2 separate regions of the Homo sapiens genome follow, and region 1 is linked to region 2. A link is a loop called in an ENCODE intact Hi-C map of the cell type or tissue named here. Cell type or tissue: PC-9. All regions are shown on one strand. Each heading gives the region's core, and the rest is flanking DNA. Links, peaks and the distances in the headings are about the cores only.

Evidence for each region. Peaks named below come from ENCODE experiments on the same cell type or tissue, not always from the same donor. Only the 100,000 strongest peaks of a DNase experiment are listed, where the experiment ranks them.
Region 1: a loop joins it to region 2, with 6 times the contacts of the local background. A loop is called at or near these places in 8 of 110 quality-filtered maps.

Annotation. Positions count from the first base shown.
Region 1 is chr3:194,211,880-194,214,785 of GRCh38, reverse strand. The region is part of intron 1 of LINC02036 (long intergenic non-protein coding RNA 2036); the gene reads left to right. Among named protein-coding and RNA genes, the nearest start is that of LINC02037, 34 kb to the left of the region's middle. RefSeq lists enhancers at 1-544, 1,351-2,156, 2,157-2,906, 1,118-2,906 and a silencer at 2,252-2,546. In PC-9, for the core only: no CTCF peak of the experiment used is centred there; a DNase peak (open chromatin) is centred at 1,685; H3K27ac peaks cover 1,821 bases.
Region 2 is chr3:194,295,196-194,298,101 of GRCh38, reverse strand. No RefSeq gene overlaps it. Among named protein-coding and RNA genes, the nearest start is that of LINC00887, 16 kb to the left of the region's middle. In PC-9, for the core only: a CTCF peak has its summit at 1,225; DNase peaks (open chromatin) are centred at 941 and 1,511; H3K4me3 peaks cover 1,373 bases; H3K27ac peaks cover 1,976 bases.

The DNA of each region.
Region 1 (2,906 bases), core at 290-2,789, 83 kb after region 2:
TGAACTCCTGGCCTCAAGTGATCCACCCACCTCAGCCTCCCAAAGTGCTGAGATTACAGGCGTGAGTCCATTTGTTTTGTTTTCATTGTATTAAGTAATAATAAAGGTTCAAACTCTGCCAAAGTTCTAAATCTCCTCCTTGGTGATGTAGATGATCAGGTCTCCTATCGAATTTGTCTTTCTGCTGAAGCCTGTCCCAGGGCTGCGCCCTGCAGCATGTGGGCCAGCTGCCCTCCCTATGCACTGGGCATGTAGCCTTCCTCTGGAGAACCCTGCAGCCTCCCAGGCATTGCCTTCACCATCCTTCTGTGTTGGAGCTCCTGGCTTCCAAAGCCCTCGCCTTCCTCCTTCTTGGTTTACCTTCTTATTTGTGAGGAGCTCATTTTCCAGTAATGTCACAAGAAAGGGGCATATGGCCTTGTTTTTAAAATCTGGGTATCCCCAGCATGCTCAACAGATGTTTGCTAAATTAATGAAAGAATAAAAGCAGAAAGGACAACAAGGAAACATCAGCAGAGATAGATGGCATGATCACACATTGAGATTAAAAGGAAACAACACATTCTGATAATCTGATGTTTAGATAATTGACCTAAGCTTTTAATTTATGATTGACATCAGCAATAATAAAAGTTCATGAGAACACCTGGATTTAGAGAACTCATCTTTTCAAATGGCAGTCTGGCATAGGAAAGAATATCGGCCGTGAATGAGTTATTTAACCTTGCTGTGTCTTGGCTTCTTTGTTCATAAAAATAGGAATGCTAGCCGGGCACGGTGGCTCACGGCTGTAATTCTAGCACTTTGGGAAGCCAAGGCGGACGGATCACAAGGTCAGGAGTTCGAGACCAGCCTGGCCAACATGGTGAATCTCCGTCTCTACTAAAAATGCAAAAATTTGCCGGGCATGGTGGTGGGCACCTGTAATCCCAGCTACTCAGGAGACTGAGGCAGGAGAATCGCTTGAACCTGGAGGCAGAGGTTGCAGTGAGCTGTGATCGCGCCATTGCACTCCAGCCTGCGTGACAGGGAGACTCTCATCTTAAAAAAAAAAAAAATAGGGATGATAAGGTCTACTTATCAGGAAAACTGTTGCACTGGGTAAGAACTAAGGGTGGCTGAGCCCTTTCACAAGTCATCTTATGAAAATGACATTTAAATGGAATCAATTATATGCAAAATGGCACAGAGTTTAGCCTTTTGTAGCACTTGACAAATGGGATTGACTTCCCTTCTTTCTCCGCTTAAGAGTGCAGGACCTCTGAATTGCCAACTGTAACAGTTATTGATTATGTTGAAAAGGGTTATAAAAAGCTTAGTTTGGGATTCAGATGTGGTAGTGTGATAGTGGTGAGATGCCTTGTTTTAATCTTGACTCTCACCGTGATTTGTTATGTGTCCTCGGGCAAGTATCCTTCCTTTCTGAGCCTCTGGGCTTTCTTTGGGAAAATGCGGGGCTGGGCGGCTGGGGACTGAGGTCTGACTCTGTCAGGCTGTACCTTATTCTGTGAGTTGCCCTTCCAGAACCCAACAGACTCCACCCAGCTGCTGTGAGCACGGTTTGCCTTCAAAGTAGATGCTATCTCTGTCCCTGGCACCGGCCTTCTTAAGGCCCGGGGGCCCGAGGTTGACATCCTGTGAGGTCGCCTGGGAAGAAGCCCACATTACATTCTTCTGCAATGTAATGCAAAACAGATCCGGCCTAGGCTCCAGCCAGCACCAGGGAAGTGGACTTCATTGTAAAAGCCACCTTGTCAGCGTCAGGCCTGGGTGATTAATGACTCTTTAATCTCACAGCAGAATACCTGACAAAATACGCCTGGGCCAAAAAGGCAGAACAAACCTAATTAGCCTAGTTGACCCACTCACAAGGTGTGGGTTGCTAAGGATCCCAACAGCTTCGAAAGGAAGCCTCTCCCTGCCTGTCCCTTTTAGGTCTGTGAAAGAATCAAGTGGTCACAATGGGGAAGGGACTCCATTAAAAGGAGGGGGCTGGCCAATGAATAAACATGCAGGTTACCGTGTTGATATTTCGCTGAATGCTGTTCTGAAGTGGGGTGTTTGGGGCCTCGGAGGCCGGCGCCCCTGTATTGTGCTGGGGGAGGGACTGGCCATTTGAAGTCAAGGTGAGGACATACTGGGGCAGATGGAACCTGCTTTGTTTGTGAAAGAGTTTTTCTGCTATTTATGCTAATGAGTGGGAAACACTTCTAGAGCATTTCAGATGATTCTGTAATGAGGCCCGGCAGAATGTGCCAACATTGTTGGCCCAGGACAATTTCAAACTCCCACTCGCCACATTAGCAGCCCTTCTTTACATGAAGGCCCTTGGAGGGTGAAAGAGGACAATGCAGGAAGAGTGAAAACATCACAAAGAGGGGCTTTTGTTTCGCCTTCCTTTGAACCCTCTCAAAAGCCCAGTTTCAAGGGGTGTGTTGGGCCTGCCTTTCAACGTTACTGAACCCAGAATCCCCTGTTGTTTAGCAACATAGAAAGCTGACCTTAATTGACTCCACTTCTGAGCAGGCTTTGTAAATCACTCTGCCCCGGAGTGGAATTTCCTGATGGTGTCCGTGTGTGATATATAACGTTTGTACACAGGATACCAACGTGCCAATGCAATATACATGCCTTCATGTGTGCACAGTGATTTACAGCTTACAGCTCACTTTTACATGCATTCTCTCACAAGGACCCTACCTCTGGGTTAGGAATCATTATTCCCATTTTACCGATAAGAGAATTGAGACTCAGAGAAGTTAGGTGGCCTGCCCAGAGTCACCCATCAAGAAGGAATCAGAGCTGTGTCTGGAAGTTAGGTTTCCCTGACGCTCTGTTTCACTGCAGTTGTTCCAGGGGTTGTATTAAATAGACTGTGTAAATGTGTATTCGAGAGAGATGTCTTG
Region 2 (2,906 bases), core at 185-2,684:
GGGGGAAGCCACCTTGTCCGGCCCAGAAGCACTTTTCAAAGCCTCTTACGTTGGATGCTGTAGGTTCCATGCGACAATGACACTAATTATGATTTAAGCAGCACCTACTAGAAAGGAGCGTGTCTCATACATTATTGATCACTCTTAAAACTGCCTAGCTCCACGTGGTGGCTCACTCCTGTAATCCCAGCTCTTTGGGAGGCTGAGGCAGGCGGATCACCTGAGGTCAGCAGTTCGAGACCAGCCTGGCCAACATGGCGAAACCCCCTTTCTCTACTAAAAATACAAAAATTAGCCAGGCGTGGAGGCGCGTGCCTGTAATCCCAGCTACTTGGGAGGCTGAGGCAGGAGAATCACTTGAACCTGGGAGACGGAGGTTGCAGTGAGCCGAGATTGCACCACTGCACTCCAGCCTGGGTGACAGAGTGAGACTCCATGTAAAAACAAACAAACAAAGAACCCCAAACTGCCTAGCTCCATTTTGTTCAACAAGAGGCTCAGAGAGTATGTTTGAGGTCACCCACGTGTGTATTTTACGTCTAAAACCTCTCCTGACCCTCGAATGACCCACTCCTGGCTGTAGTCAGTTAGGTCTGTTCAGCCGCAGGAGAGGAGGCTCACAACGGCCAGGCAGGCTCCGATCTTCTCAATGTGGTCCCTCGCTGTGGCGGCTTAGCTTAGATCTTCTCTCAAACTCAGGCCGCTAGAGGGTCCCCACCGGGAAAGGGACACGCCAGGGCGTGGGGCAGGTCTGGAGCGGCCCGGGGCCGGGTGGATCCCGGCGCTCTGCTTTTACCTGGCAGGCGGGAGCGGTCCGGCGGGGCGTGGGCGCAGCGGGGGCCCGGGGCTGGAGGGGAGGGGACGGAGGGGGCAGGAGGGGGAGGGCCGGGAGGAGCCAGCAAGCTGGCGGCGGCGGCGGCCTTGAGCCACTGGCTGGGGCTGGTTGTGGCCGAGGCTGTGGCGAGAGGCGGGGCCGCTGGTGTGGCCAACGAGCCCGTAATGAAGCCCGGCGCCTGAGTCCCCTTTGTTCCCGGGGAACTACTTAAAAAGCCCCCTCCTCAGTCCCCGTGCGGGGCGAATGAGGACAATGGCCGGAGTCGCAGTGGGCAGAGCGGAACGCCCCCTTCAGAGAGGCCTTTCCAGCCGCGCGGCCCGGGGGACTGCAGGCGGGGCGCGCGCTGCCCTTCGAGGCCAAGAGGCCAACGGTGAAACAACAAAGATTTTTTTTTTCTTTCTTTTTTCTTTTTTTTTTAGAAAGAAATCTCGCCATTGCCGGGAATGGGTAAATCACTCAGGCCGCGTGGGTCCTTGGCAGATGGCAGAGGCGGCTTCCCAGTCCCCCACCTGGCACTAGAGGGACGGGGCGCGCACCCAACGGTGGCACGCATCGCCGAATTTTCCTGAATGCCGCTGTGGCACATTCCTGGCCTTTGCAGTTATTAGGAAATGAGAGGATCTTTTTTCCTTCTACTCTCCCCTCCCCCTGCCTTCGTTTTTCTTCCAGGCATGGAATTATCTACTTTAGCAGTTCAAAAGACATTCCATTCCCATGACAAAGACAGAAAGGGGTGATGTTGGCATACTGTAGCCCTCTTTCTCATAGGGAGACTTGAGCAATAAATCATAATGAATGAGAATTTAAAATAGCATTTATTTAACCTTTAATAGTACACCTTGCTGATTTTCAAAGCGTCACCAACAGCTTTGTTTTTCACATTCCCCAGCAAGGGTCCAACTCAAACTTTGAGCAGACAGTAGCGAATTTTATTCCTCTCATATATTCCTAAAAAAAAATGGGTTGAGGGGATTCGTGTTCCGCTCCCTCTCAGCTCTTAAATGTCTTAAGTCTATCACTGAACAAAGACTGACAGAAGATTTTAAAATAGAATGCAAAACTATCATCACAGCAAATATCTACTTACATCTTTTTTTTTTTTTTTTAGATGGAGTCTCGCTTTGTCGCCCAGGCTGGAGTGCAGTGATGCGGTCTCGGCTCACTGAAGCCTCCTCTTTCCGAAGCCTACGCCTCCCAGGTGCAAGCGATTCTCCTGCCTCAACCTCCCAAGTAGCTGGGATTACAGGCGTCCGCCACCACACCCGGCTACTTTTTTTTTTTTTTTTTTGAAACGGAGTCCCGCTCTGTCGACCAGGCTGAATGGAGTGCAGTGCCGCGCTCACTGCAAGCTCCGTCTCCCGGGTTCACGCCATTCTCCTGCCTCAGCCTCCCGAGTAGCTGGCACTACAGGCGCCCGCCACCACGCCTGGCTAATTTTTTTTTTTTTTTTGTATTTTTAGTAGAGACGAGGTTTCAGCATGTTAGCCAGGATGGTCTCGACCTCCTGACCTCGGGATCCGCCCGCCTTGGCCTCCCAAAGTGCTGGGATTACAGGCGTGAGCCACTGTGCCCGGCCCTTTTTTTTTTTTTTAAAGTAGAGACGAGGTTTTGGCATGTTGGCCAGGCCAGTCTCCAACTCCTGACCTCAGGTGATCTGCCCGCCTCAGCCTCCCAAAGTGCTGAGATTACAGGCCTGAGCCACTGTTCACGACCCCACGCCCAGCTCTACTTATATCTTCTATTTAGCACTCTTCTTTCTGGCTTGGAACCCACCTATCTCTTTTCCAGAGGCAATGATATACACAGGTATCCACCTTAGCTCACCCAAGACGGGCTCACACCAGTGAATGCCAGAGTATCTGGAAGTGGTTGATCAAAAACATTCTCAATAATGGGTAATCCAGCAGGAGACACCAACCTCGACAAAAATGAAAGGTCAGGGGGATTTTCCCCCAAAAGAACGGAATATTCTAAAAGTTTGAACACCTTTTAACAGTCTTGGGCTTTCATCCCTGTGTGTGTTGCAATTTACAGTTGTGCTTGAGGATGGGAGAATATCCTAGGTCATTGT